2 separate regions of the Mus musculus genome follow, and region 2 is linked to region 1. Evidence: chromatin loops called from intact Hi-C (ENCODE). Cell type or tissue: left cerebral cortex. All regions are shown on one strand. Each heading gives the region's core, and the rest is flanking DNA. Links, peaks and the distances in the headings are about the cores only.

The links. A loop is a pair of places that touch in the nucleus more often than their neighbours do. Peaks named below come from ENCODE experiments on the same cell type or tissue, not always from the same donor. Only the 100,000 strongest peaks of a DNase experiment are listed, where the experiment ranks them.
Region 2: it touches region 1 in a loop (5-fold over the local background); 3 of 42 quality-filtered maps call a loop at or near these places.

What each region holds. Positions count from the first base shown.
Region 1 is chr7:40,266,005-40,281,809 of GRCm38, forward strand. No RefSeq gene overlaps it. Among named protein-coding and RNA genes, the nearest start is that of Gm38996, 22 kb to the right of the region's middle. In left cerebral cortex, for the core only: a CTCF peak has its summit at 7,640 (motif pointing left); a DNase peak (open chromatin) is centred at 7,635.
Region 2 is chr7:40,935,574-40,951,378 of GRCm38, forward strand. No RefSeq gene overlaps it. Among named protein-coding and RNA genes, the nearest start is that of 4930433I11Rik, 44 kb to the right of the region's middle. In left cerebral cortex, for the core only: a CTCF peak has its summit at 7,137 (motif pointing left); DNase peaks (open chromatin) are centred at 3,978 and 7,134.

The DNA.
Region 1 (15,805 bases), core at 4,169-12,168:
TGCTAGGAATAATCTCACAACATTTAGCTTCTCAACCTGTCATCTTTACCAAGATTTTCTCTCTAAAATGGCCTCTAGTGCTATATGAGGAGTCCTGGATTTTCTGCATTTCAAAAGGAATCAGAAAAATCAAATTAGTGATGTTCCCCTGTGCAGAGGCCCTTCTCTCAATGTCTGGGACCTCTTCCAAGGTCCTCATCAGCATTCCTTTCCAACCAGCATCTCTTGCCCTCTCCACCTAATGCCAAGTGTTTTCTTTTACCTTACAATAGCATTTTGGGGTCTTCTCCCCAATTATTATATATTTCAGTTGGTCTCCTCAATTAGTGTACTTTAAAAACATGCATCTATTTTGAATGTTTCTGTCTGAAATCCTCCGTGTTTGAAGACTTAGTGTTGTTAAATATCTTTCATGGGACCTTTGGGACCTGGGATCTATTTGGTAGATGTGGCTTAGTAGGGACTGGTCTTGAAAATTATGCCTGCCTCTAATTCTGATCTAGTTCCTGATTCCTGGTCTACCTAGGTAAGAATAGCTGCCCCTTCACACTCACACTGCTATGGATGAACCCATTCATCTTCGGTGCCTTCCCAGCCATGAAGATACTATGACCCAGAGTAAACATCTTCTCCCACAAATCACTTTATTTTCAATCCTATAGCTAACAAACAGACTAAAACATACATAAGTGATCAGAGTGTGACTTTTCTTACCACTGGCTCTCCTCTCTACCACTTCAAATGATCCTTAGCTATGCCTATGCCTAGCCCTCTTCTCCACACAAGGCTCTATGCTGTGATTGGTCTTCTACAGTGGTTGGTGTGTCCTGTGGTTGGTGTGCCCATAACTGCTTTCCTCTGATTGGCTCCCCTGAAGCCCTATGTAGTAGCAACATCACTTAGCACTCTGTCAGTATGAATTTGCCTGCAGTGCAGCATGTGTTCTGTTTTCCTACTGGCTTCCCCTTCCATGTGAGTCTTCCTTCTTTCTATTATCGTTTTCTAAGTTTGTCCCTCCTCAGTGACTGGCATCACCAGAATATGGGTATCTCCCATCCGGTGTAGGTAGGAAATCCTGCCTACTGGGTTCTCAACACTTGGAAAAGGACGTCCAAGTACTCTGCCTCTGTCTTGACTTTGTGCTTGGAAACCTGGGGAGCAAATCACCTTGCTCAGAGTCAGCAGTTAGGAGGAGAGTGAAGCCACTCACCTTTGACTGTGATGACAAAGTCCTCTCTCAGACTCTCTGATGCTTTTGCCCATCTATACTATCTCTGTGCTTCAGGATGTTTGCATAGGGTCATGCTTTAGACCAAGCTGGGATGGATCGAAAGAGCCTTATCAGTGGAATCACAGGACATTTTAAAGCTCCTAGCCTCCTGGGACAAGAAAAAGAAAGTACGGGAAGCTCCCAGGGTTGAAGCTAGAAGATTGCATAATGTTCAAGGCCAACCTGAGCTATATAATTTGGAGGGAGTGAGGGGGAGACAGAAGGAGGGATGAACAGAAGAAGGGAAAGAGGAAAGGAGACAGGGAGAGAAAGAGGGAGGGAGGGAGGGAGGGAGGGAGGGAGGGAGGGAGGGAGGGAGGGAAGAAGAAGAGAGAGAGAACTGTAGAAGCTAGAGTTCCCATACCATTTCCAGTATAACATCTCCACAAATATCAGAAAACAGTAACCGCCTCAGTGGGTAAAAACACTTGCTATACAAGCCTGAAAACCTGAGTTGAGACCCCCAGAACCCATTCAAATGCCAAATGCCAGAATGCATTTGTAATCCCAGAGCACCTAAGGAAAACAGGAAGCTGAGAAAAGAGAATCCCTGGAAGCTTGTGGGCCATCTAGCTTGACTGAAAAGACTCTGTCTCAAACAAGATGGAAAAGTGATGGTCAGACCTGGAATGACAATTGGGGTCCACCCATTTTGGGGACACATGACACCTGTACTTTGTCACATGCGAAGACACACATAGACACACACACACAAATCATAAACAGTACACAAAAGTGTTAGCATGTGTTAGAGTGTTCTCTCAAAGTTAAGGAATGGCAGAAACTATAGACCTTGAGAGCCCAGAGCTGTGCATGTGGTATAGCCATACACAGCTCAAAACCAGAAGCCACTAGCATCCCATAGGTGAGAACAGTGCAGATGGTAGAGCATCGAAGTATAGAACAGTGTGGACACTGCGGAGTCACACAGCCTAGGATATGCAGACACCATGGACCCACCTGGCAAAGGACAATGCAGATGTCATTTACCTCAAGCTTTAGGATATGGCTACCCTGAATGGCCTTTCATACAACTCTCAGAACACTGTCCCTGTTGCCAGGGAAATTTTAGTTACTTCATCCACAGTTCTCAACTGAAAATGTTTCAGTGTTTTGTTCCCTTGTCAGCCCAGAATCAAGTCTTTGTTGGCCAGGCAGTGGGGTGACAGGTGAGGTATAAACTTGATCATCCCCCAAAGATACTTCTTTAGGAATCTCTTTCCATCAAGAAAGAAATCCAGTCATGTTTGCCTCTAACAAGAGAGTCCTTCATGCCGAGTACTGCCCTTATTGGGACACTGTTTTTCATAATAGATAGAGACAGAGAGTTTGTGTTTTATTAAGCAGTGATATAAAGCCAATTAGCAAGCAGAGTGATCATCAGCTGCACTAGGCTGAATTGCTACATGCTACAGAGCAGACACATCCCTTGTATGCTTCATTCCACTTCATCTTCACAGGACTCAACAAGTTTGATTATTGTTCTTTCTTTACAGATGAGCTAGAGAGGTCGACCCAGGATTGCTAAGTATTAAATCAAGACGGGAAAGCAGGTGCTTGCAAGTCTAGAGATCTGTGCAAGCTTCCAGGAGCACAGCCAAGGCTGTCACATACCTCAGGGAGCTGCCAAGAGTTGGAGTCCCAGCCCCTGCCTCAGTTGGCAGTTTGGGAGCTGCTGCAAGTGCCCCAGAAGAGACCCTATAAGTGGTTTTTTTGTGTGTCTTCTTGCTCACAAGTGGGTAATTTGGTCTCCTTTCACAACTCAGGTTTGCTTTTGTTTTTTAATTTGAAATAACACCATCCAGTTGGTGGAGCCTACAGGGAGAACTCTTTTATTACTTTTTCTAAATATAATGTGAAAAAAACTGCTGACCCAGAGCTCTGCAACAGGAACAAATTGTGCAGGGTCTTTTAAAGAAGAGGCTAGATGGCCATCTGAGGTTGAAGAAAGGGGGCCCTCCAGCATGTGTTTTCTGGATAAGCTTAAAGCCTCTCAGCTCTGCTTTCTTCCTGATACAACCATCATGTCAGAGGAAGAATGGGCATTGTTCCATGACCTGTTTGAACTCCATAATGCTGATTGTAAAGAAGAGCATCTAGGCTCACATTCAAGGCTCTTCTTCAAGCACCATCTGAGTCCCCGCTGCATCAGTTAAGGACACTGCAAGCACGGGTTTTGTATGTGCTGTCTCAAGAGGTTGCTGCCCTTCCACATTGCTGGAGGAATGGAAAAATGAGTTTCTTTTTTGCACACACACCTAGAATCTAGCAGTGAAAGGCACATGGTGCGTCCTCAGTCATCGATAATGTGTATCTGAGTCTCAACGTCTTAAATAGAAATGATAATATATGTAGAGCCTTTAAGCATGCTGTAAGAATACCAGATTATGTATATAAAACATTCATCACATGGCTTGGCAAATTGTAGGCGATTAATTAATGGTGTCTATGATAATGTGCCTCAGAAATAAATAGTTGCAAATGGAACGCTCGTTGTTTTCCTTTGGGGAGTGAGATGGTGTGTCCTGGAACTCTGGAGAGGTCAGTCATCTGTATCACCATTTAACTTGCTTATCGATCTTGATCCACTTGCTGATGAGACCTTCTGCAGATGCTGCCCTGGGAGGTGTAATTAAAATCCAAACAAATCCAAACAGATGCAATAGAGACTAGAGAAGTGAGGGCTGGGGACCAGGTAGAAACAGGTTTGAGAAATAAGAGGCTTATTTATTGTTATTACTAGTTTCCATGCCCAGAAGAAAGGGAGAAAACATTTTTACTCTTGGACTATTTTGTCCTTCTCATCCCCATGTCACAAAGCTGTCGGGGAACAGTTAACCCCAGACAAAAGGCCCTGGGAGATGCTTTGAGACAAACATGCTTGGATCTAATGTATGGATGTGTATAGAGACAGCCCTGCTCTCAGGGACAGCTTCTCAGTGAGCTCAAACTCTTGGTTTTGCCCTTGTATGTCTGAATTGCTACTCAGGGTTATTAGTTACTTTACTAGCTGCTATAATAAAATATCCAATAGAAGCAAAGGACGGAAGACATGGTTTCACCAAGTTCATTGCCCATTTGGCTCTGCTGATTCTGGGCTTTTAGTGAGGTAAAAGATCACAGGGGTAAAAGCAAAGAAACGAAAATCCAAAGTCTATTAGAAACCCATTCCTTTCAGCTTGGCACCACCTCCTCAGGTTTCTCGAACCTCCATAAATAGCACCAACTGCCAAGGGCCAAGGATTTGGACATGTGGACCAGGGAGCCATATTAGGTGATAATACCCCAATACACGTTTTTTTATGATTTTGTATTGGTTATTTTATTTATTTACATTTCAAATGATATCCCCCTTCCCTTTTTCCCCCTCAACAACCCCCCTATCCCATCCTCCCTCCCCCTGCTTCTACAAGGGAGCTCCCCCACCCATTTACCTACTCCCACCTACATTGGGCATCGGGTCTCCACAGGACCAAGGAGAATAGAATGTTATCCCCCTTCCCATTGATGCCAGATAAGGCAATGGCTCTTCTCCTTCTATATAATGGACAGAGTCACCCTCATCCTATAGATCTGAGCTCAAGCATTCGTTGTCCTCAAACTCTCTTCTTGTCTTCTCTCTTAGAACTAGCTCTTCTCTCTAGTGAATGCCCACCACTCCACGAATGGATGGTACCTTAATACCAGTGATGGCTCATCTGCAGGTGGTCAATTTTAGTCCACTCACCCCTCTCCTGCTCATAGCACTCTGCTTGTGTCTGGGACATCTTGCCTCACTCCATCTCAGCTCATGTTAGTTGGGTGGAATTGATCCTGCACTGTTGCCAATGCCATATGTCACCAGAACTAGTCAGATTCTAGTTCACAACGATGGGAAATGGTGATATAGAAACCAAATAGGGTAGGTGAGGCAGAAACCCAATAGGGTAGGTTACTGACTTTTTCTTGAAATATTGGCTCAGGTATAGTTGTTCCGATGAGTTACAAGAAATTGTGCTCCCATACAACCAGCTTCAAGGGAAGCAGAAAGAGACATGAAATGGGTTCCAGGCCCTTCTATGATCTGTTAGCACCCATGCAGCCAGTCGTGTGAGTTTAAGGCTGTATCATTAATTAAGACTTATTTTTTTTCTGAGTGTGGCACTACTCTATCTGTCCACTGGTATGAATTTAGGCTCTGTCACTTGCAGAGGGAGAACTCAACCAATGACCTTGATGCATGGCGGGTACCCAAGATGTGAGTGAGGATACAGTCTACAAGGCAGACAGCTACATTCCCTTCCTCAGAGCCAAGGCTTTCATTCCTTTAAGTCTACTCATAATGAGTTCACTGGGTGGGTATGTCTGTGTGCAAGTGCCCATCCTCTGTGCTGTTTGCCTTGCTGGGCGCCTTGCTGCCTTACTGCCCTAACTCTCTCAATATCTTGGAAATTTCTTCAGAGGATGAATAGAAAACCTATACCTTAAATGATGTATCCTCACCCCAACTCCCCCTTTTTTTGTGAAAGTGTGTTTGTGTGTGTGTTATATGCAAGAGTATTGTGTGTATGGGTATGCTGTATGCATGTGTTTGTAAATATGTGTGCATATATGTGTATGGTATACATGTATGCATATGTGTAAGTATGTGTTGTGTGTGTATGTGTGTGATGTATATGCATATGCGTGCTTGTATGTGTATGTGATGTGTGTCTATTTATGTGTGACATGATGTGTACACGTGTGGTACATGGATGTTATGTGCTATGTGTGTATGTGTGTATGTATGTGGTGTGTATGTTATATGTGTATGTATCCATGCAACATGTTTGTTTGTGTGCAGGTTTATGGTGTGTGTGTGTGTGTGTGTGTGTGTGTGTGTGTGTGTGTGTGTGTGTGTGTGTGTGGAGAGAGAGAGAGAGAGAGAGAGAGAGAGAGAGAGAGAGAGAGAGAGAGAACAGTTGTCTGTTGGCCATACCTTACAACTGGATAGGAGGAAGACTAGTGTGAGGTTATGCTGCCTTGCTCACTGTGCCCTAATAATAAATACCTCCTGATAGTTAATTGTCAAATGTCCTTCTGACGACCAATTCACTGGTGGCCAAATTACAGGATGGCATTCTGAGTAATAGGAACCTCTGATAGGCTCTCCTGCATCTGTGCCCTTGAAGTTATGGTTTCTATGTGCCTAGAACATGCTGGCTGCAGCTTCCAGGTAGTGTTAGGACTGCATTGCTCTGGGGTGTGGTGCTTGAGCACCAAGACTTCAAGCAGCATCTCAGGGAGTCAGAAAACATGAGTGAGTGCTATCTGCAAGAAGGAAGCTGTTACCCACAAATTGGATGGTAGCTTTTTTTCCACTGCTGCTTTTACAAGAATCTTAGAAGCCTTTCAAGAGTGTCACTGGCTGAACAGACCTCATATGAAGTCCTGGCAAAGCCAGAAACTGAATTCCAGCATCTGGGTCCCTGGTCAAGTCTCCCTAGGCTCTTCATTCATTGACATTTGAGGCTGACAGAAATTATGACAAAGTCAGCAGGAGGTTATATCCAGGATAAGAGTAGTGAATACTGAACCTCCACAGTGCTCAGACATGTTCTAAAGTGGCAGGCCAAACTGCTATCCTCTCATGCCAGCAGCTCTTCTTGGGCCTGTTCTCAGGCCCACTAGAACAGGCAGAATCTTGAGACCCATAGCAAGAGCCCCTTTCCTCCCAGTGTCTCTAAGACATGGCTATACTCCTCATAGCATTAAGTGGGACTACACACCAGAGACTGCTTAGAGAGAGTACAGAACCAGCACTCTCTCTCTCTCTCTCTCTCTCTCTCTCTCTCTCTCTCTCTCTCTCATTTGGAAAATGTTTTGGGCACATTCAGTCAAGTGCAGATTAAATATATCCCAAATAAAAATCACATCTGCACTGAGCCTGTCATTGTCAATACTCTCTAAGCAATATAGTATAACCTCCACTCACACACTGTTTGCACCATGACTGGATTCTTAATAAGCCAAGATTACTTACAAATAAGAGAGTGGTGACAGAAGTGGGACTCAGTGGTAGAGCACTTGTCTACAACACAGAAGTCTCTGGCTTCTAACCCTAGCCATGAAAACAATAAAACTGAAATAAAATCAGCCCCAAACTAAGAGGGTGGAGTAGGGTAAGTGGAAGTGCGGTTTCTTTATGTATAAGGAGAAAGTGGAGACTACAGAGGTGTTTTCTCCATATGTGTCAGGACATCAAGGGGTGCTCTGAAACAGATCCCCAGTCATTAGTGAGGAGAGAGAATTCTGGATTAGCATTTGACTGTTCTGGATCACCTGTCTCACCCTGCTTAAAGTCTTACTTGCTGTGAGCAGTGAGTTATCCTGCTCTGCCGCCTGGTGGCTATTTGGGGTATATTCTTATCATTTTTCAGGAGATGCTGGAGTGGTACTATGACAAAATCCAGTTTCCTCCAAGTCTGTGGGAGGCTTGATTCTAGCATCCCCATTCCTCAGCCCCCCGCCTTGTCCCCAACACAACACACACTCACAAGTGCAGTCAAACACATATGCACATGCCAATCACCCCTCCTCTTGTTCCTTAAGCTGGATGTGATCATTTCCCTAACACTAAGTTCTCTGGGCCTTTCTGTGAGTACTTAGGGGTGTGGCTCTATAGAACTGTGGGTGGGGTGTGTTTATGGTGGTCCACCTAGTTGAGATGCTAGAGCTGGAATCAACAGTGGGTACTACCACCAAAGTGAGTTTGTTATAAGCTTTGGTGATGGTGTTTGAACCTAGAACCTTGCAGATATTAAGAAAAAAGTACCCAGCTCTCACTCAGATATCTTAGACTATTCAACATCTGTCAAAGTTGGACTGGACTTGATAGCTTTAGATCAAGGATGGACAAGTGAATAGGTCAAGATGGGTGCTTCTCTCAGGCTTTCTCTTGACAAAATCCATCTTCTAATTTCAGGTAACGCTATGCCCTCAATCCCCCATTATCCCCTATGGCTACAGCACAGAATCCCTCAATCAAGGCAATGGGAGATGAATTTGTTCCTCACACTTATTGTCTTTTGAGTGTTCACTTCAATTAATCCAGTGCAGTTCTCATTCAGCGACATTGCCCAGGGGATGGGTAGGTATCACCTCTGTGTGGAAAAAGCTGCAGTCTCTTTGAGGAGCAAGAACATGACTGGAGAGAGAGAGAACAAGTCAGCAAGAGCCGGCCAGGGACCTCCTGCTTTATTCCTAGATCAAATGTACAGCTGAGGGCAAGGAAGAATAGATCTGAGTGAGGCTGTACTGTTGAGCACACTTCCATCCTACCGGCCTTACGACTTTTCTGCCTGTGCCCATGACTAGATACCAACATGTGGAACCTAGAGTCAGTCTTGTGTACATTGCCATGACATGGCTTTGAGTTCCTACAAGTCCATGAGAGAAGACTTGCAATCTAACTGTGTCAAAATGCATCTGCACGGTTGGAAAAACAACAAAACAAAGGAGGAAAGGAATGGAGAAAATGAAAGGGAGGAAGGGAGGGGAGGGAGGGAGAGGGAGAGAGGCTGGCAAGTGGTTAAGAGCGCTCCTTTCTCTTTCAGAGGACCCAGCCTCAATCCTTAGAACCCACATAGCATTTACGACCTTCTGTAATGCCAGTTTGGACCTCATTTTGCCTCAATGGGTAATGCACACACATGGTACAGATACATACAGACAGACAAAATACTCATCCATATAAACAAAATAAATATATATCTTTACAAGGTGCATCTGGTCATCTTGGAAAGTCCGTGCTATTTGGGATAAGGTTCCAGCGGAGACGTGCTAGCTTAGGCACAGGACTGATGCTCAGTAGCCATCTAAGCAAACGCATCCAGGAGGGATCTAATGGGGAAAGTGTAACTAATGAAATTAAATTTGAGGAAGAAAGATGAGCTCTGCTAATGATTAATGTTCAGCTTAATAGATCAGTGGGATACGCTGGGTAGAGAAGCTGCCCAGAGGGTTCTGGTCCAGTGCCCACGCAGAGGAAGAACAAAGGGGGAACACTCGCGCTCGCACCCCCTCCGGCCGCAGCTGTTCTCTGGGGAAATACAGTTATTAATTGCTCTGAAATGTCAGCAGCTTCACTTCAAAGTAGCTGCTCCCTCGAAGATGACTTTTAATGGGAATGTTTTCTCTTCCATGTGAAACTGTACTTGGGGGAGAGGGGACAGCAGTACCTAGCACCTTTCCTGTGTACCTACTTTTTACCATGAAGACGTCAGCCCCACTCAACAGTTGTGACAGAGATGCTATAGTTCCTAGCCATGCTTTCAAGTACGTTGGACACCCATGGAGGCATAGACAAGCTTGGAGAATCCCAGTTCTGGGGAACGGACAGATGAGAGGGTAGAACCCGGAAGTTCTTAGCAGCAGTAATACCTGTAGGCCAAAGGAGCAGGAATCCACATGGTCATCTGGCAGGAACTGGCTCCAGGTTCAGAGCATTGAAGTGGGGCTGGCTGTGTGTGGCTGCTCTTAACTTTCCAAGCACATTTGCTCACCAGGAAGGGGCCACTCTCCCGAGGACATATAGCCCCCCTCCCTCCATTCCTTTCATGAAGCACCAGGGCCTGTATCGACTTACATGTTTAGGCTGCAGGCCTGAACAAGCTGTCTGGAAGTGGACAGCTGGTAGAGAACTGGGAGCAAGCCGGCCCAACGGCTTGGCAGTGGGGAGGGGGCTTCTCCCCCAGGGGGGACATCTACATTACAGCCAAATAATCCCAGTATTTTTTACTTTGTCCTATTTAACTCTGCAGTCTTTAAAATAATGTAATCTCTAGGACTCAGTAACTTCCCCCAAATCCTATTGACCTGTGAGTCGGATAAGAATTGATCTCATTTGTGTCTGAATGAGTGAATGTTGTCTGTGCAGGCACAGACTTCAGGGCCAGGCTGGAATCCAGCAACATAAAAGCAGAGGCCTGTGTCTTGTGGTTACAGATTGGCACGAAAGCTATCGAGCTGGCCATTCTCATAGTCTGTAAGGGCTCTGGGGGACGAGGGAGCAGATGCCACAAGTCTGCCTCAGTATTTGTTGTCCAAGAACCTCGTGACCTTGCTGGAGTGTGTCTGATCAGCCTTTCCCCTGTGACTAAATATTTGGTCATGGCAGCAAGAGAGAATTTCATCAGTGGACAGCTCTATTGCTAAGGTTCAGGTTTTTGTTTTCTCTCCCATGAGGGAGCCACTCTGGCAGCTCTCAGCATCTCTCCCTGACAGCCACCCTTACATAATATTAAACAGGTGTTGGACTCTTCCTGCAAGGCAGGAGATGCAATGTAAAGGACCTGAGTGAGGCTTTGCTCCTTACGTTCTAGGCTTCTAGGCTGTTTCTGTATTCCTGGGGTCTCTTCGCCAAGCTAAAGTGATACTTAGATGCTTCCCATGGAAGAGGTGTGTGTGTGTGTGTGTGTGTGTGTGTGTGTGTGTGTGTGTGTGCTGATTATGTACTGGTCTCACATCGCACCCAACACACACTCCTTCTACTTGGTGAGCCAATTCATTCATTCAGATTCTCTTCTTTACATTTCTTCTTTCCTTCCCTCCCTCCCTTTCCCCCTTACTCCCACCCTTCCCTTCTTGATCTCTTAAAGAAATGCAAGAATGGAATATTGGCTAAATGAGAGGTAGAGACTGGAACACTGGCCCAGAACATCTCTCCTGTAGAGGGACCATGGGCTCAAGGATGAGCAGAAAACAGACCCAACATGAAGAGTTTTATATTCATCTAAAAAAAACCAGTATGCCTCTGGACAGTCAATTCCACAGAAGCCTTGGGGAAGGGAGCTTGTTTGTTTAGTTGGTTTGGTTTGTTTCTGTTGTTGTTGTTGTTAATATGATTTCATAAAGTAGTCCAGGCTGAACCTGAACTAAAAATTCTCAGACCTCTACCTCTTAAATAAAATGAGTGCAGATCTGTGGTATCACACATAACTCACAGAATACATTTATCCAAGACTTTTCCATAAAAGCCAACAGGAAGGCTACCTTTGATATATTTTTTATTCCAAATTTAATCAATGGCTTTGACATCTATCCTAATGGGCACATGTGACTTTTAAAAGATTCAGACTTCCTGGATTAAAATCTACCATCTTGGAGAGAGGGCTCAGTAGTTAACAACATTGGATGCTCACAACCTGCAACTCCCATCCCAGAGAATCGGACACGTTTTTCTGACCTCCATTGTACTGGATGCATGTGATTTACAGATATTTATGTAGGCAAAACATCCATCCACATGAAATTTAAAACTGCAATCTAACATATCTCATCTTTAAATAATCTGAACATGGAATTTTGACCTACCATGAGGGAACATTAATTTCTGAGGGTCCAAAACAACCAAAGTAAGCATAACAATGAGCAAATAAGATGGACTACAGCCAAAAACATCATTATAGAGATGTAGCCATAAACTGCTACTCGCTGAAGACTCATGGCATTAAAAGGGAAGGAAATAAGAGGGAAGGAAGGATGGAAGGAGAAAGGAAGGAAGAAAGGAAGGAAGGAAGGAAGGAAGGAAAGAAAGAAAGAAAGAAAGAAAGAAAGAAAGAAAGAAAGAAAGAAAGAAAGAAAGAAAGAAAGAAAGAAAGAAGTGAGGGAGAAAGAAGGAAGGAAGGAAGGAAAGAAAGAAACTAAGCCCGGTGATGCACATCTGTGATCTAGAATTCCAGCATTCTGGAAATGAAGCAGAATGATCATAAGTTAGGGGCCTCCCTGGGAATCACAGTAAGATTATTTTCAACTTATAAATAAATAAGCAAATCATAAGTAAGTAATCAAGTAAATAAATAAACAAACACTCTTTACACTGGGTCTTGCTCATCCTGTGTACACTGGCTAAGACCAGTAGTTACATTCATCCAAATATTCCATTGATTCCCGAAGCATTTAAATGTAACAGTGTTGCAAAAAAAAAGAAATAAAAGTTAAGTTGTTCAATCTGCATTGCTCAAATTCATAATTCAATATGCAGGAGTACAGGTATGCTGAGGGAGAATTCTGGTCTATTCCTGTTCAGTAAGTTTCATTTAAATGTAGGTTTCTACGATGCTAATTCACATGAGCAACTCCCACTTGACAGGGAAGGAAAAATGAGGCCCTGACTTCCTGAGGTGATCTGACTAGACATGCCATCAGATTCCTGTGTTAATGCCTCTGCCTCTTTAAGAAGCTGAAAGGAACCGTGCATCAGGGTTGCAGGGAAGGAGGCTGCTTCAGAGGAGGTGGACAGTTATTTGCACAAAGTTCCTTTAAGGAAAGGTCAGCAGAGCACTGTGTAAACTCCAGGGAATTCTGTGTTCAAATTGATTCAACAGCCAGAACGAGTCAGAAGGGAAAGGAGCCGGAAGCTGGTGACTACATTGTAGATAGAAATTACATGCCTTCTGAAAATAAGTTGTGTTGCTATAAAGGATCTTGTTTATGAATGAAACTGATTGTATTTTCCCTTTGGCCACTTGTGGTCTTTATCCTGGTAAGAAGAGAGTCTCAGCTCACAGGACCCCAGCCTTCCTCATTATAATGCACACAAGGTCCTAGTTCATACAACCCCAGCTTTCCTTAACTAGCTGCTTGCTTAGTGACTGTTTTTATTCAGGGTCTGATTTGGGGGGGAAGCGGGGGAATCAGCAAGTGATGGGAAGAGCCATGTAGAAGGAGAGTATGTATGTGACTTACTGATTTTGCATGATGTCTTATAAGCTATGTGCAATCTGACAGTGGCTCTCTTCCTGCTGTGTCTTTTAGTGATGTCTACATTTTGGAATCTGTATCTATTGCCCTATGAACTGCAAACTGAACTAACTGGTGTCAGATTCCTTCTGAAACCCAGAGTCAGACGTAGATACTTTATGGAAGTAGGACTCTATGCAGACATTAGAATTAAGTGGAGAGCTGGAACACTGTGATAATCTTCGTGAAAATCTACTAACAGCGAGAATGTAAAGAATTAACAGTTGTGGCTAGGCCTTCAGGCTCAGCAAGTGGAGACGTTATCAACCCATGCCTCTGGTGAGCTCTGGCAAGCAGCAGAAGACTTAAGGTCTTGCAGCCCAAGAAGTCAGGAGAGCCAAATCTCTGCTTTGTGGTAGTTGAAGAGGGATGGCCACGATCCTTCTGTCTTTTGCTGTCTCACATCTCTGGGGACATAACTTGGGTTTGCCTCCAGTCCAAGAGGACTCTGAAAGATACAAACCAAGGGTGGCTGACAATTTTGCCAGGAAGCAAAAGATGCTTCATCTAGCTCCCCGATAACTACTTATTCTGGAGGTGGGGCATAATGGTGCAGCAATTACCTCAACTCCCCCAGTGAGTGGCTATAAGTGTATGCTTAGCATTTCTGAGCCTATGGTGCTTATATTAGTCACTTTTCTGTTGCCATGATCAAATACCCTGACAAAAGCAACTTAAGGAAAAAAAAATCTTATTTTGGTCTCTGTGTCAGAGACATATAGTCTTGGTGGAAAATTCATGGCAATTGTCAAGAAAGGCATGGCAGCATGAGTAAGAATTTGACTGATTACATTTCATCTGCACACAGGAAGCAGAGAGATAAGCCTGCCCCTTAGTGACATATTACCTCCAGTAAGGATCCACCTCCAGAGTGCCCCATAATCTTGTCAAACAGTACCACCAAGTGAGACTCGAGTGTTCACATATGCCATCATATGAGGGACCCATCTCATTCAAACTAGCACAGGTTCTATTCCTAGCCTTGCAAGAAAACACCTATGCAGACCACACAGCACATTTCTCTCTTGGTACTGACTGGGCATTTGTATGTGTGGCAGATCTGTCCCTAGGGACATCGGAGTCAATGGTAGACAAGGGCAAATACTCAGCACAGACATCCCCATTCACCATTTGCTGTTTGGGATTTAACCAGTCTCAACTAAATCCTCTTACCTGGTAAACAGCCCTCCTCACAAATCAAATACTACACAAATGAATTTTCCTAGCAGGCCGCATAGACATCAATCCTAAATGCCTACTTAATTTTTTTTAAATAGCTCCTCTTACTGTTTGCTAAGATGAAGGTGGCAGAGCAGAATAAGTTCTGCTCTGGCAGGGCACTCAGATAGTGATACCTTGCTGCGTCTGCTTTCTGGTCTGGGCACATAAGTAAAGAGACTCTGTGTGCTTACCGTTAGGTGTAGATAACTTTGAATGGTTTTAATTCATAGTTTGGATGGTACCCAGGGTCTTGAGCATGTTGTGTAACTACTTCACTATTTAGCCACACTCCTATCTCCTCACTGGGGGATTCTAGGCAAGTGCTCTACCACAGAGCCATGCCCTTTGCCCTTTACTAGTAGGTTTTAAGCAAACCATTGAGTCCTACAGCTTCATTATATGTGAATTGTAGGCAATCAATGTACCACCTTGCCATGTTCTGAACTCTTGAGTCAATACATTTTGAAAAAGGAATTTTCTAGAAATGTTTAGGTAGTCTTGTTCATGCTTCTCTGTGGAGGAAGGTAATTTCAACGAGATTTCAAGACTCAGGCTGTAAGAATCCACATCAATATCTGATGCATGGCCAGGCAACAGTCATGCAAAGAAGTATATGGAGATGGGTGTGGGATTTGGTCCTTTAGCTTTGAGCTCTGGAGATGAACATGCTGGGTGGAATCACTGTGCTTCACTGATCTGCTGCACAGTTGTCTGAGAGCAGAGCCCATAGTTCTACAGGATGCATCACAAGTTTTGTGTAAATGCAGTGACCAGTGCTTGTTCCTCTGTAAGGAGGGAACCTGGTGTAGAACTTCCCACTACCTGACTGTCTTTATCAACTTCAATCTCTGAAGAACAAGCTATCATAGCCCATCGAAACAGCTTGCAACCAACACAGTCCTGATATCTGTAAGATAAAAAAAAATGTAAGTGATGGGTATTAAATGGTAGCTATTTGAGGAAATAATAAAAAAAAATATTTTTAGCAGTGAAAGGCTGGTGATTGCCTAAGTCTCCACGGCTGAGACTCTATCAGCCTTTCCATTATGAAAGCAATTTATTACTCGCACAGGAAAATGTCCTGCAGCAGAAACCAGGTGCATGAGCCCTCTGTCCAGAAAGAGGGACTTGAGCAGATTTGTTCGTGTCAGTGTGAGGGTTGTAGAGGAAAATCATCCTGAATATGCAGGTAGGTCTGATGTTGGGAGAATTCACCCAATGTAGGATGCAAAGTAATCTAATAATGAAGGAAGTGGGGTATCTTCGATCAGAAAACCTGTCTGGTAGGTAGTGTTGCAAGTGACTTGGATCCCAGAGATATCGAAACTTGAGACTTGCCCATTATTTGCTGAAGATGACCAGAAGAGGAATCAAGTGATCTACAACAGCAGGGCTAAGGCAGTGCTTCAAACTGATTTGTGAAGATGGTTGAGGATGACCATCCCTCTGATGTAAACGTCCAGCCCAAGTCTAGAAATCTCTTTGATAAGACCATTAGCAATGTTGATAGGACCCTGATGTCTTTCTAACAGAGCCATTGGTTCATGCAGTGGA
Region 2 (15,805 bases), core at 2,520-10,519, 670 kb after region 1:
AAGACCTCGGTTTTTAGACTGAGAGGTGGGTACTGAATTATCACAAATTACCGAGTGAATGAGTAGGATCATAGGCAGAACAACAGCAGCAGGTCATAAGCAGGACAGCCAGTGATTGATTTTATCTCCACAGATGAACTAAAACAAAGAAGGAAACACTTTCTATGTAGCCCCACGAGTCACACACAGTAAGTCTGCATGCCCAAGACAAATTTACCTCCAATTCAATCTCTTACCTATTTCTGCAAACTGGACATTCTCATTCTACGTCTAACTCACTTATTTGTTTGGCCTGCAACAGGGAGTTTTATAACTGTCTTACCATACCAGGCACTCTCACATACAAACCCAACTTTCTGGCTCATGATAAACAAGGACATGTGATCTGTATTCCTACGTGGTGACAGAAACTGTCTCCCTGCTTCTCTTAAAGCCTACCAACCAGGTGGCTACCCGCTGGCCTCAGAGAGACACATGGTCTCAGCACCTGTGGGAATGAGAGCTTGCATGTTGACGGTTTCCATCCAATCTTTCATGCACAGTTCCCGCTGCCTGTGGCCTCTAATGGCTTTCCAGGGTAGGAGACAGGGCAGAGTATCAGAGTGTTCCTCCAAAGGAGGAGCTACAGGTATATGTTAACTCCTAGTCTGAACCAGGTTATTGATCAAAATATGTGTCCTGTTTACTGTTTAAGATGACATCAACACAGTTAGACTGGATGACAGATGACTTAGGTTTCCATTTTCATGGAAAATGTTGACTTATTTTTTTTTCCAATGCATAATTCTTTGGGTAGATTACAGTATACAATTTTGCCTGTATGGCTTTGGAAAAAAAGTCTGCAGTGAGCATGTTTATAAGGAAATCTGCTGCCGTATCAAGCCAGTCCCATGAGCAGTTCAACAGACTCCTGTTCTCTAAATTCCAAAAGGCTAGGCAGTGGCTATCCAAGCTGCCCTGGCTTCCCCAGCCCCCAGCTTCTCCCACTGCCACCCCCTGCAGCTTCTCCAAACCCCAATCTAACAAATTGGTGCTTTTAGGCATAAAACTCCACACTTGTATTTCAGAATGCTAATTCCCATTAAATAGGATGTCAATTTTCCAAGCAAGTCTCTCCTTTATCAGCAAAATTTGATTCCATTGGACTGATTGATTGTGCTTAGAACTGTCAACACTTTCTGACTAGGGAGTGTGGATGGAGAGTTGGTGGCTGGGCAGTGTTGCACGGTGTGGCATTCCTGGGCTGGGGAAGTCAGGAGAGTACAAACGCACAAATAATTAATTCAAATCAATATAGCAAGGGTTTCAGGCTGAGAGGTATTTAATTATGCTGTTCAAAAAGAAGATGCCTGATCTTCAGCTGGTCTACTCCATGCTGCAAATAATAGAGCACTTTTAATTTGTGCAGCAGGGATGTTAATCTTTCACCATGTAATCCAGTCCTTGGGGAATGGCATAAATACGTAGCACTACATGCATGGGACTCCCTGAGGAGGCTCTCAATCAACTAGCCTGACTTTTCCCATGGGCTTTTCGTGTCAGTCTCTCAATACACAATTAGGAAATACATAATTGGCCAATGAATGATAACAGATGGATGAATGCATGAATTGAAACATGTTTGGGTAGATTGATAGATGAATTAATTGATGGCTGGAGAGCATAGCTGGCTGGATACACACATGCACCAATGCATGGTGGGTAGAAGGATAGATGGATGGCTAGGTGGCTAGGTGGGCTGAGTAGTTGGATTAATGAATAGGGGTTGGTGAGTAGAGATGAATGGGAGTAAATAGATGGGTAGGTAGGTGAGTGGAAGAAGAGACAGTGAAGTGGAAACTCAAGGGTTCTTTGGATAGTCAGTTGTGTTGCTGGGGCAAACACATGAAGGAGTGTTTTCCTGAAGTGGACACAGGTAAAAGGCTAAGACAGTCTTGTGAAGCAATGTTTGACTGAAGCAGACACAGGACAGAGGATGTTCTGCTAAAGCAAGCATGTGAAAGACACGTGATGAAGGATTCTTCACTTAATGACCACATGCATTGGTCCACCTTACATTGCATAGTTGAGCTCCATTTGTCAGGACTCCATAGAGAGAAACACACCAAAAAACTTGTGGTGGTTGCTATAGTTTTTGCTGCTTCCTTGGACTTTGCCTGATTGGCAGAGTGGTGTCAGCTGAGACAGACTCACGTGCTGAGACAAAACCCATGGAGGATATGTGATGTTTGGAAGGAGTATAAAAAGACTTGAGGGACAGTGTTGGAGGCTGACCTTGACTTGCTTACATAGCTAAATGGTTCTTGGTCTCAGGTCTTCACTGATCTTTGCTTCATCTAGAAAGACACAGAGCTGAGAACTTCTCCTGACATCCCCGCTGGTCTGAATCCCTCCTTCCTGGTTGTTCCTGCTAGTTCTTAACACCTGTCCTATCCATGCACCACTGATCTAGATTGTTGGTGTATCCATGAAGTGTTTGTGAGTGGATTGAGCTGTCGCTGCTAATTTGTGAACTGAACTGCTGATTTCCAGACAACACAGATGGGAGTTGCTCCAAAGAACCTTTTTAAACAGGTCTTCTTCCCCCACCCCACCTCCCCGACCCTCCCTCCCCCCCCCCCTATCCTTTCTTTTTTCACTCCCTCTGGTGGGCGGTGGGTTAAAAGGGAGGTTAAAGTGTTTAAGAACCATCATGAAAAATAGCCATTAACAAACTAAAGCTGCAAAACAGAGATAGAGACAGAAAATTTCAGATTGTGAGACAATCGCAACACCCACTTACCCTTGATCATAGTTAATGATCTCTAGGTCTTACTTGAACCAATAGCACAAATGATTCTACAGAATGATTCCCCTCTCAAAGGGTTCACTTCACAGTTTCTTTTAACAGAAATCTTTCACAACAGATTTTAAGTAAGACCTGAATTCTTAAAGAGAACCATGTAGACACACAGGCACACACGCACACAATGATTTGCAAATCTATATATCAAGGTGTTAAAAATTTTTTCTTGGACTGGTGTATTGGTTAATGATAGAACAGGTGCCTAGTATAGACAATTCTCTGGCTTCCAAGCCCAGCACTTCAAAGAAAAATAAAAAGGTATGTTTTTCTGGTAGATGGAATCATATGCCTGATTGAGGGTCACCTATTCTGTAAAAAGATTTTTTATTTCTGTAATAAGATCAACACAATAAAATTAATTTAAAAATACATTTTCACATACTCCAACTATAATCTGTAAAGATACCTCTCTCCACCTGCTGTCACAAGCACGTTTACTCCATGGAAGACACTTTCTAGAAACATCACTTTCAATCTCACCTCCTGGATGGCTCAGTGTGGCAACCAGCAGATTTTGTAAGTGGAAAGGCTGAGGCATTATCTGTGTTGGGTGATCATTTACCATATTGTATATTCAAAATCTTGCCCAAGAACGACAGGGATAGCAGCCACGAGGGACATAGGCATACAAGGCCATGGAGAGCTAGGGCAGAGTGACATGCATTCGTCTATCACACAGATTATGACTTCCTGAACAGGAGACACTGCTGACTATGAGCCAAGCCTCCTCCCTCAATTCCACGATGAAGGAAGCCGAGGAATAAACAGTTAACTAGAATTCAAGTTGAACTACAGCAAACATAGTTAACGAGTTTAGAATGGAATTCAGGAGAATTAGTTTACTGTGATGGGGTCCCTGGGGAGCATGGACAGCAGTGCTTGCCCAGACTGAGCAAAAGTGTTGTTTGAGATGATGAGCCATCACAAGCCTCCTGCCTCTCCCTGTTTGGAGAGTTCTGTTAGACACACAGGCAGTCAGCCTTCCCTACAAGCAACACTTGGGCAAAACCCAATGATATTTTTTTTTTCACAAGTGTTTGTCACCAGAAGTGGAAGCCTTTCTGAGGTGTCTAGAAATATGGAGACAAAGCCCAGAAAATCTTGGGTTGTCTGAGCCAAAGGCAGACTGTGTAGGAGTCTCAGAACCAGATCAAGAACATGAATAAACTGCTGGACAAGAGATGCGACATGCAGCATATGCCCAGTGGAGTCAGCCAAGAGAGTTGTATGCACTGAGTGTTTCCAGCATCCTGGGAAAGACAGTGTCATGTGAACCACAGGCTAACTGTCATGGTAGAGACAGATGGGTGGGTAAGGAGGGCATGCCACAACAGAAGCAACAAGAAAAACTCTGAAACAAACGCCAGCTTTTCTCCCTGCCAGAGCCAGGCTGTTCTGTGCACAGGCACCCATGGGAGACAACTGAACAAGGCAGCTGTGTGGAGATACTACAAGGAAACAGAGCAATCCAGGTCTCAATCTTTGTTGATTGTGTGGAAAACTAGAATGAGTCAAGTAAATGAGATATTTCCCATTTCCTTTTAAATTTTATGAGTCAGGGACAAGGAAAATGATTTATCCAGTAGGAAGTATTTTTAGCAATTGGTTTTACTTTATTAAGCAGATGCAAGGTGACTGAATGCTACAGTAACACTTGCTATAGATTACAAACCATTGAATGAAATCCATAAAACCATGAGCAAGTCAGGAGACTTTGTCCTGGCTTGTTTCTAAGCTGTCTAGTCAATGACAATGAAAGAAAAGCAGAGACACCACGTGTGTCTGATTAATCTTTCTTTTGCACAGGAGCTGTCTAGTCTTATTCTCTTGAATAAAAGGGACAGCTAGGTGTGGTGCCAAATGCCTCTAGTTCCAGCATCCAGGAGCCTGAGGCAGGAGGATTGCTATAAGTTCAAGTATAGCATGAGCTACATATACATAGCAAGGTCAAACCTCAGAAAAATAAACAAAACACAAATCAAGGAAAAAGATTCAATGGAGAAATTCAGATGGAAGGTCATATGCAAATTACCTTGTGATAAGGTCTCACCCCTTCAGGGCATCCACAAAATTCCTGCAGTCTACATGATCCCATGACCAAATGGTAGGTAGAGACTAGTTCTTGAGATGTGCTACAACTGTAGTAGATGCTTCTTGTTACACGTATGACATCCTCTCAGGCATTTACAACTGTAGTCTTGTTGGGATGGAAGCTTCTAGAGCACTGAGCAAGGCTCCTGTGCAAAAGAAAGATTAATCAGACACACTTGGTGTCTCTGCTTTTCTTTCCAAGGTCTCCTTTAAGCCCCATGCCCCATCAGCCACAGAGAGGGACACACAGAAGTAAGAATGGTGCCTTGGAGCTTCCTTGTATTCTTATTTTCAGTGTGCAACTAAGCCCCCACCTCAGCATCCCACAAGAGTGAGCTTGACAATACATCTATTAGCTCTTCTTTTTCTAAGATAATGTTCTCTGCTCTTTTGGAATTACCCACAAGAAAATCCTGGTTCTAGAACAAGGATCTTTGCAGGGTTTAGTGTCTTGCCACCCTTCTTCTTTCACTATGACACAAAGTTGGTGTTTTCTTGAGTAATTATTATGATATCATTTTCTGCAGCTAAGTAAGAAGTGGGCCCACAATGAGGAAGTGTGAGCATACCCCTACTTTCTCCATCTGAGAGATGTTACCAGGTGCTGCTAGAGTTCACACTAATGAACGAAACAGCTTCTAAACACGCCCTGGTAAAGACGACCTCATCTACCAGACTGTCCTTCTCTAAGGCCCTGACTGTGGCTTCTTCAGTCTGACTCACTCAGCTCCCTTAGGGTTACTTCCATGAACTCCTGATTATGATTCTATTAGCAGATATTCTCCCCTGCTCAGGATAGTCAAAATCAGGCTCTGTACATGTACCGTGGACCCCAGCCAACAGCTGAGTGTTATCCTGGTCTTTATCAGGACAGCAGCAGCTTCATGATAGCCAAGGGTGAAATTTCATTTGTCATAGGATGGGGTGGTAGCCAGAGAGAAATTCTGACTGCCTTCTAGGATCTGAGTGTTTAAGAACCTTCCAAATTTCAGATGTGAAATCCTACCTCTTCAGGTGATGGTTATAATGGAGTCCCTATGGGGTGAATAGACCAGGAGAGAGCTCTTTTTAAGATTTTCACCCCTGTAGAAGTGGTGTGTGTGTGTGTGTGTGTGTGTGTGTGTGTGTGTGTGAGTGTGAGAGAGAGAGAGAGAGAGAGAGAGAGAGGCTTCTTGTTCTATGTGATGATACTACTGTTGAGTCGATAAGAGGTTCACCAGAAAGTAAATCTTCCACTGCCTTTTTCTTACACCTTCCAGCCACTAGAAGGTGAGGAGTCAGTTACTGTCTGTAAGCCTGTTAGACTCGATGGATGTTCTCAAGAGCAATCACTAGCTTAACTGTTCAGGTAGACTAAAACAACTGCACTACATTTTCTAAGATATGTTTTGGGGATGGGGGAGCTAGAGTGATGGCTCTGAAGTTATGAACGCTTACTGGTCTTACAAAGGGACCTGAGTTAAGTTCCCAGCACATATCTTAGTAGTACCTGTATGTCCATATCTAGGGGATCTGACACCTCTGGACTCCTTAGATACTCACTCTCATAGGCACGTACCCACATGGATGCACATACGTGATTAAAAAACTGAAATGATTCTTTAAAAAGACTTTTTTTAAAACAATTTTTATTACATTCATTTGCCAGGAGTTACATACCATAAGTATTTGGAGGTCAGAGAACAGCTTGTGGTTATTCATTCACTACCAAGTGAGTCCCAGGGACAGGTCATCAGACTTGGTGGTAGGTATCTATTTTTTGTTTTTTTGAGAAAGATTTTTTTATTAGATATTTTTCTTTATATACATTTCAAATGCTATCCCGAAAGTTCCCTATAACTCCCCCCCCCCTCGCCCTGCTCCTTCACCCACCCACTCCTGCTTCTTGGCCCTGGCATTCCCCTGTACTGGGGCATATAAAGTTTGCAATGGTGGTAGGTATCTTAACCCATTGAGCCATCTTGTTTGCCCACTGCTAAACCACATCCTTTCTCTGTGTCCGTTGGTTCAGTTTTTTTCAGGGCTTTGCAGGCCAGGTCTTATAATCCAGACAAAAGCAAGCATGTTTTTGTACCTCTGTCTTTCCCTCTCTCCACTACTGTCTTCCTGTCTTTTCCCCTCCTTTCCTCTTTTTCTCCTTTTTTCCCTTGCTAATCCACTTTACCATTACAAAGGCACCAGCTCCATCTACTGGTAGTCATAAGGAAATCCAGTGATGCCCACTTGGCCTGAAAGATGCTGTAATGTGCACCCACCCTAGCAGTCCTTCAGGAAGATGGCAGTGAGATGTGCTTCCCATGGTTAGCCCAGGAACTTGCATCTCTGACAGACTCTCAGGAGGTCCTAATGTAGCCATGCAGATGCTCAGCTGCCAAGATCCACTAATAAGGACATGCTTAGGCCCTGTTCAGGCTTCCTGGGTAGGCTACCCACCCCTCCTCAAGCCCATCAAGAGAGCCTATTTGCTTAACAGCAAAGATTAAAAGGAAGACTTTGTTCTGAGGAGATGTGATAAGGAGTGAGTTGTCAATGACATTTTGATGAGGCTTTTTTTTTTTTTTTTTTTTTTTTTTTTTTTTTTTTAACACAGGGACATTTAACACAGTCTACAAACCCAACCATTAAACTTGCAGCCAAGAAATTACTTTCAGCAAGTAATGATCAAATGAGATCAGATCAGATCCCAGACTTGAGATTCACCCCATCATCTGCCAGAGACCATGACTGGAACATTACTGGTTAATTAAAAGATGCCTTTCTGGTTAGTTCCCATTGATCGTGCAAACTTTATATGCTTCAGTACAGGGGAACGCCAGGGCCAAGAAGTGGGAGTGGGTGGGTAGGGGAGTTGGGGGGAGGGTATGCGGGACTTTTGGGATAGCATTGGAAATGTAAATGAGGAAAATACCTAATAAAAAATTAAAAAATAAGATGCCTTTCTACATCTGGACACAGTACTTCTAGCTCAGCCACTTCAGTTGTTCACATCGGAGTGGGCTGTTTCAGCTGCCCCTTCCTTGCCCAGATAACCATTAGATTCCTACCCTGGACCCCTATATATTTCACCCTCTGTTCATCCCTCATCTTGTGATGGGCTCTGGTCATATCCATGCCATACACACTGCATACTCCCTTCAACCCTTACTCCTCACCTGCTCCGTTCTCCTCTGTGCTATCCACAGCTTCCACTCCACCAGCTCTAGATTCCCCTGTTTCAATGGTTCTCACAAAAGTGGCCAGTCCTGCCCTTCTGAGCTCTTCTCTTATTATTAGCAAAGGGACCTGTCAACCTACTCTCAGTGTACGAGCAGCATCTATTTGGAGCAGCAGTGCAATTTCAACAGAGTCTGAAAAAAACCATGAGGTTGGCAAATGGTAAGAGAAAATTTCCCTTCCTTCTTCCATCAGAAGCAGATATGTGGCTTAGGGAGGGGCACACAGCATTGTATTCCAGAGTAGGGATGTCACATCAAAGCAGAACAGCCCTGATATTGATTATCCTGCATACCATTGAACCTTTCTGTTTAATCTCTGTTCATGTTTCTTCTGAGAAAGCAAGCTTACAATACCACCTAGATCCAGAACTGGGACTCAGGCAGATTCTGTGGTCTCCCTGAGTTTAAATATTATGTAAGCTTATGTAAGCTTGACTCCCTGAGGCTAGTTTTGTGTCAACTTGACACAGCTGGAGTTACCACAGAGAAAGGAGCTTCAGTTGAGGAAATGCCTCCATGAGATCCAGCTGTAAGGCATTTTCTCAATTAGTGGTCAAGAGGGAAAGGCCCCTTGTGGGTGGGACCATCTCTGGGCTGGTAGTCTTGGGTTCTATAAGAGAGCAGGCTGAGCAAGCCAGGGGAGGCAAGCCAGTAAAGAACATCCCTCCATGGCCTCTGCATCAGCTCCTGCTTCCTGATCTGCTTGAGTTCCAGGCCTGACTTCCTTTGGTGATGAACAGCAGCATGGAAGTGTAAGCTGAATAAACCCTTTCCTCCCCAACTTGCTTCTTGGTCATGATGTTTGTGCAGGACTAGAGACCTTGACTAAGACACTCCCCAAACTGTGGAATCCTTCTCAGTGTCCATACTTCTCTGTAGCCACATCTCTCAGTTGCCTCACTGCAAACCGCAGTGGGAGTGCAGCTTCTGAAAAGGGAGCCATGTACTCTTGAGAAGCCTCCCCTGAACACAGCACTTCCCAGGGCAAGGACAACTATAAGTAACAGAAATACAACTCACACGGCTGAGGAGTTCAGGCATGGGTGGATTTGGGCGAGTCAATTTTATCAAGATTGACTTTTCCTCCATCCCATCCTTACTTTCCTTGAAGCTAATTGCTTCCTGGCATATCCCTGTCTATGCGGCTCCAAAATCATCTCCCTTTGGTTCGGCAGAAAGAAGCCACCTTGAAGTGGACATTTAAGGGTTCTTTGGGAAGTCAGTTGGTTGGGGTTTTGCTAGGGCAAACATATGAAGTAACATTTAATTAAAATGGGCACAGATGTGAAAGGCTAAGGAATGTTTTGCTGAAGCAGACAAAGGAGACAGTATATTCTGCTAAAGCAAGCACATGAGAGGACATGCGATAAAGGATATTTTGCTAACAACAGGCATTATGGGTCCATCTTACATTTCATAGTTGAGCTGCATTTGTCAGGATGCCATAGAGAGAAATGCACCAAAAAAGTTCTGATGGTGTGTTGCAGTTTCTTTCCATTTCCACTGATTATATGCACGTGCTGAGGCAAGACCCATGTTGAGACAAGGCATGTGGAGGACACATGATGTTTGGAGGGTATAAATAGGACTCCACAGAGTGGGGGGCGGGGTGTGTGTGGCAAGGGAGAAAGTTCTTGGCTTGCTAGTACAGATAGCTGTACAATGCTTGTGGGTCTTGATTCTTCACTTCCTTGGGAGAGGCACAGCCAAGAACTTCTTCTGATGTTCCTGCCAGTCCCTCTTACTGACTCAAACTGAGGCTGAGACCTGGCTTTCTGCTAGGTCATGTCACTGGTGTTGCTAACCCAACACTACCGAACTGGCCTGCTGGTGTTTCCATGAAGTGTTGTGAGTGGATCCAGCTGCCACTCTCTGCTCACCTATAAACTGAACTTTGAATTTCCAGACAACACAGGTGGGAGTTGCTCCAAAGAATCTAAACAGCTCCACTTCCCCGTATCCGTTCTTTTTCTACTTCTTCTGGTAGGTAGTGGGCTACAAGGGAGGTTAAAGAGTTTAAGAATTATCATTGAAAAAAAAAAAAGACTTGAAAAACTTAAAGTTATATTACCTCTTCCCAGAAGTTCTACCAAAAGCCTTGGGTTTGACAATGGTTTATGCTATCATTTGAAATTGAAATGTTTCCTACAGGTTCATGTTCTGAATGTGTGTCCCCCCAGCTGATGATGCTATTTGGGGAGGCTGTGGAGTACTAACTAGGTGAAGCCTGGCTGGCCATTGGATTTACTTAACGGCTAATTCCATCCTTCCTGCTGTGCAGTGAAGACAAAGCCATAGGCTCTTGCTGTCTTCAATTCTATCTTGTGTAATAACTTTTCTTTTCTCCCCTTTCCTTTTCTTCTTTCTTTCTTTCTTTTTTTTTTCTTTTTTTTTTTTTTTTTTTACAAAGAACAACATTTTAATACCTATGGTTTAAGTATAAATGAAAGCATAACAAAATTAGATACAATTCAAGCTACAGGCCAAAAATTCCTATATATTTGAACTTTTTTTTTCTTGGATATTTTCTTTATTTACATTTCAACTGTTTTCCCCTTTCCAGGTCTCCCCTTCAGAAGCTCCTTATCCTACCCACCCTCTGCCTCTATAAGGGTGCTCCCCCACCCACTGACTCCCATCTTCCTGATCTGGCATTCCCCTACACTGGGGAATCAAACACCCTCAGGCCTGAGGGTCTCACCTCCCACTGATGTCCAACAGGCCATCTTCTGCCACATATGTGGCCAGCACCATGGGTCGCTCCATGTGTATTCTTTGGTTGGTGGTCCAGTCCCCCGGGAGCTCTGGGGAGTCTGACCTGTTGACCCTGTTGCTCATTCCATGGGGCTGCAAACCCCCTCAGATCCTTCAGTCCCTTTTCCATCTCCTCTATCAGGGACCCCTGAGCTCAGTCCAGTGATTGGCTATGAGCTTCATCCTCTGTACTTGTCATACTCTGACAGAGCCTCTCAGAAGACAGCCATATCAGGCTTCCATCAGCAAGCACTTCCCGGCATCCACAATAACGTCCTAGTTTGGTGGCTGTATATGGGATAGATCCCCAGGTGCAGCAGTCTCTGGATGGCCTTTCCTTCAGTCTCTGCTCCACACATTGTCTCCATATTTCCCCCTGTGAATATTTTGTTCCCCCTTCTAAAAAGCACTGAAGCATCCACAGTTTGGTCTTCCTTCTTCTTAGGCTTCATATGGTCTATTAATAGAATCTTGGGTATTCCGGTCTTACTGCTCTTCTATTGCTGTGATAAGCACTTTATAAAAGAAACTGTTTAAAAGAATGTTAAGTTTATGGTTTCAGTGGGTTAGAATCTGTGATAAGCAAAGAAATACCTGAGAGGTTAAATCTTGATCCACCACTATGAGGTAGAAAGCAAACACTGGGAATGGGAGTAGTCTTTTAAAACCCCAAAGCCCACCCCTGGTGGCATTCCTCCTACAACAAGGTCACATCTCCTACACCTTCTCAAACAGTTCCATCAACTGAGAATCAAAAATTCAAAATATGAGCCTATGAGGGCAGCTCCCATTCAAACTACCATGCTTGTTTTGTGAACCAAACCGAACCACAGTGGCCCTGAGACTGTGGCACTGTTACTCACAAGCCTTGTCAACAGATTATCAGTACAGCTGGATCCTCAGGGATAGAAGGAAATAATCCCACAGAGAAACTGAGAAGCTGCTAACAGAGGTCTTTTTGGGTAGTGAGTGGTTCTTGCTAAAGTTACTATGTGTCATTCTTAGTCTTCAATGCCAACCTGATAGGCTTTGGAATAACCTAGGAGACTGAGGTATGCCTCTAGGTCTGTCTGAGAAAGCATTCCCACAGCATAAACTGAAGTAGGGCTTGCCATTCTAGGTGTGGATGGCACTATCTTATGAATTGGGAGCCCAGAGAAAAGGAGAAGGGGAGCTAAGTACAGTCTCTCTCTCTCTCTCTCTCTCTCTCTCTCTCTCTCTCTCTCTGTCTCTCTCTCTCTCTGTCTCTCTCTGTCTCTTTCTCTCTATCTGTCTCTCTCTCTCTGCTTTCTAGATGCCATCATGTGCAGTGCTCCATTCTGTTATGTCTTGTCCCTCAGGATGAATGGGAACCTCTAAAATCATGAGCCCAAACACATCTTCCCTCACTTACGTTGTCTGTAGAAAGTATTCTGGCCACAGTGACAAAATAGCAGGTGACAGAATGCATACACTATTGGGGCAGGCAATGCATGAAACATGTTTATGGAAGACTAGGCACGGGGTAACCTTGTATTTCTAGCTAATATGAGTATTACTACCCACTGTGTAAAGCCCCTTTGGGAAAACATCATTGGCACAGGTAAGGTATGATGCTAAGTCAAGTCAGAAGTGGGTTGGGGTTGTCTCATCCATTAAGAGCATTTGCTACTTTTCTAGAGGACCCGAGTTCAGTTCTCAACACCCACACGGTGGCTCACACTCTTCTGCAACTCCAGTTTCAGAGGATTTGACACTCTTTTCTTACCTCTGTGGGTGTCCCGGGCACACATGTGGTGCACAGACAATATGTTCAGGCAAAACATTCATGTACATAAGATGAAAATAAAAACACATTTATTTTTTAATTTTTAGTTAGAAATGGGGCTTAGGTTAATGCTGAATGAGCAATATGTTCGATTCACAACCACGAGGAACTGCAATCTCCCAGAACCTACATTAAAAAAATCTAGATGTGATGGTACATGACTGTAGTCCCAGGGCTAGGTAAAGTGAGATGCATGAAGGCATGCTGGGCATGGATGCAAATACCTATAAGCCCAGCATGGGCAGACACAGGAGGATGCTGAGAGCTCACTGTCTGGCCAGCTTAGCCAAGATAAGGAGTTTCTAGCTCAGTAAGAGGCCCTGTATCAGGAAAAAAAGGTAGAGAGCAGTAAAGGAAGACACCTGACAGACAAACAGCTTTGGCCTCTGCGTGGGTGTACACAAGCCTACACATATTGCATACTCACGTGCACGCACTGTGGAAAGACAACAAATTAACACACAATTAAAAAGGTGAAATCCAGGTGGACAGCTCCTGAGGAAAAACAGTCAAGGTTGACCTCTATCTTATTCTCCCCCCCCCATACATGCATAATGCATATATACACATGCACAAGCACACACACACACACAGGCACACACACACACAGGCAAACACACACGCACATGCACACACACATGCACAGGCACACACACACACAGGCACACACACACAGGCAAACACACACGCACATGCACACACACGTACACACACGCATACACATTCACAGGCACACACACACACATACACTCACAGGCACACGCACACACTCACAGGCACACACACGTACACACACACACACACACACACACACACACACATGCACACACACACACAAAAGCACACACACACACATGCACAGAGAGAGAGAGAGAGAGAGAGAGAGAGAGAGAGAGAGAGAGAGAGAACAACAGCCATTGTAAAATAAATCACAAAATATTAAAGAAATAAGTCAGACATGCCAGGCTGGAGAATGTTGCTTTATTTGCCTTTGTTAATATTCTCACAGAGTCTCAAGATATTTTAATAAATAACATGGTCTCTAAGCCACCCTGAGAAGAGAAAACTGAAATCCAGTGTTTTTCATTTGTTTGTTTGTTTGGTTTTTTTTTTTTTTTAAATTTAAGATAACTTCTTTTCTTGAAAGAGTCAAACTGGTTTGATAACTTGGTAAAGACAGAGCCACTAACAGATTGATTGTGACTTTTCCACTCTTCATTCAGTTGCTCCAATCCTCAGCAAGATGCACATGTCACCACAGCACATGTAACATCTGGATCATCTCAGATAGACCTTATAACTTGTTCCCAAGAATTCCCATCCCAAGGGGCATAAAAATGAGTGTTAAGAAAGGAATACTTCCTCTTAGAGGGTCCAAGCCAATGGCCAGGCCACTGTGTATAAGCTCACTCATGCAGCCTTCACAGAGCACTGTATTGCTTAACTAACTCACATCCTATTATGTGAGACTAAGCACAGAGTAGTCATGAGTTTCATTCCATGCTGAGGACCAAGCCTCATCTAGGGAGGAGAAGAGAGTGAGGTCATTGGAAGAAAGAAAAGCCAAGCCAGACTCTACACACACCAATTCCTAGAGTAAATTAGCTCTCTCAACTCCACCCAGGAATCTCTGATACCAGCTCCTCATGAATTAATAAAGTCATTCAGTTGAACCCACGGATATAGCCATTTTTACTGCCAAAATGATAAAATGACTGCAGCCTTGCTATTTTTTTTTATGAAGTTAAAAAAAAAGGAGTTGAGCATTAGCAGTTCTGTGTGCTTAACCTAATACAAAACACCCTTAAAGCTAATTCGCGCAATAACACTAAAGATGAGGTTCCATCACTGTAGCCACATCAGTAGAAAAGATGCAGTAGCCATCCAGGTTAAAAGCCATCATTTCTGAAATAAGGGTATCAGAATTTACAAAGCACTCACCAGCCAGGATCATTGGACCAATTCTGTGGAATTAAGTAGACATGTCAGTTAGATTTTTCCTATCTTGTCAAAAAAAAAAAAAAAAAAGTCAGGAAAGCCCATTGTAGGGCAACTGACATGAAAATCCTGTGCTCCTGGAATAGGGCTCTAATCATTCATCATCTTGACCCTGTTGTTGGGGCCTGTTGTTCTGGCCCCAAGAGAGGGAAGGTTGTAGTTGTCACAAGGCAGTTGTCATCTGGTTCTCAATAAGGCATGGAAGACATCAAGGCATGGGAAAGTGATAGAAGATATGACCTGCCTGTAGAATCAGCCCCACTGCAAAATGATGAACATAGTGGGGAGAGAGAGAGAGAGAGAGAGGGAGAGAGAGAGAGAGAGAGAGAGAGAGAGAGAGAGAGAGAGAGAGAGGCTGTTGAATGCCGTTCACTGTAGAAAAGTGCAGGCTGCACAGAAGTGATGACTCGCAGCCCACAACTGTCCTGAGATAATCCTTTACAACATTAAAAAATAGAAACTTGTATGTTTAGTTTTTTTTGACACTGAGTTCAATATTTAAGCAAAGCATTTTCAATAAGGGGCCCCAGAGAACATCATCTTTGCCATATAATTTCTAATTTCATTATTGTTTAATTGCAGGTCGATAGTGTATAACTTCGAGACTGTAATGCTTGCAGAGGATAGGGAGTTGCTGAAAATGATTTAACCATCTATGCAAAGCTAACATTTGGGAAAACTGGCCTGAAGACAACATCAAGGGTTCAGCTTCCCTGTCTTACTAGATCATTCATGTCTCTCCTATTTAGATAACAGCCGAGAACAGAGGCCTCTTGGATCATATCTCATGCTTCTCTCAGCAACTGAAGTCTCATGGAGAGGTTCAGGCTCAGTGTGTCAGTGACCGTACGACTGAGACTTATCTTCATGAGCACCAGAGTGCAACAATGAACATGGCTTCATTTCCAGCTGCAGGAGAGCCAAGGTCTAGTGAGGGGAAAATGAACATGTCCACAAAGTCACATGTTCAACATGAAGTTCAAAAAAGAAAAAAAAAAAGCCTACAGCATTTGTACCCAAAGCACTGGATTGCACATAGAAAAGGTGGCACCACTTGATCACAAAGGAAACTGACATTAGCCAGATTGCCCATGG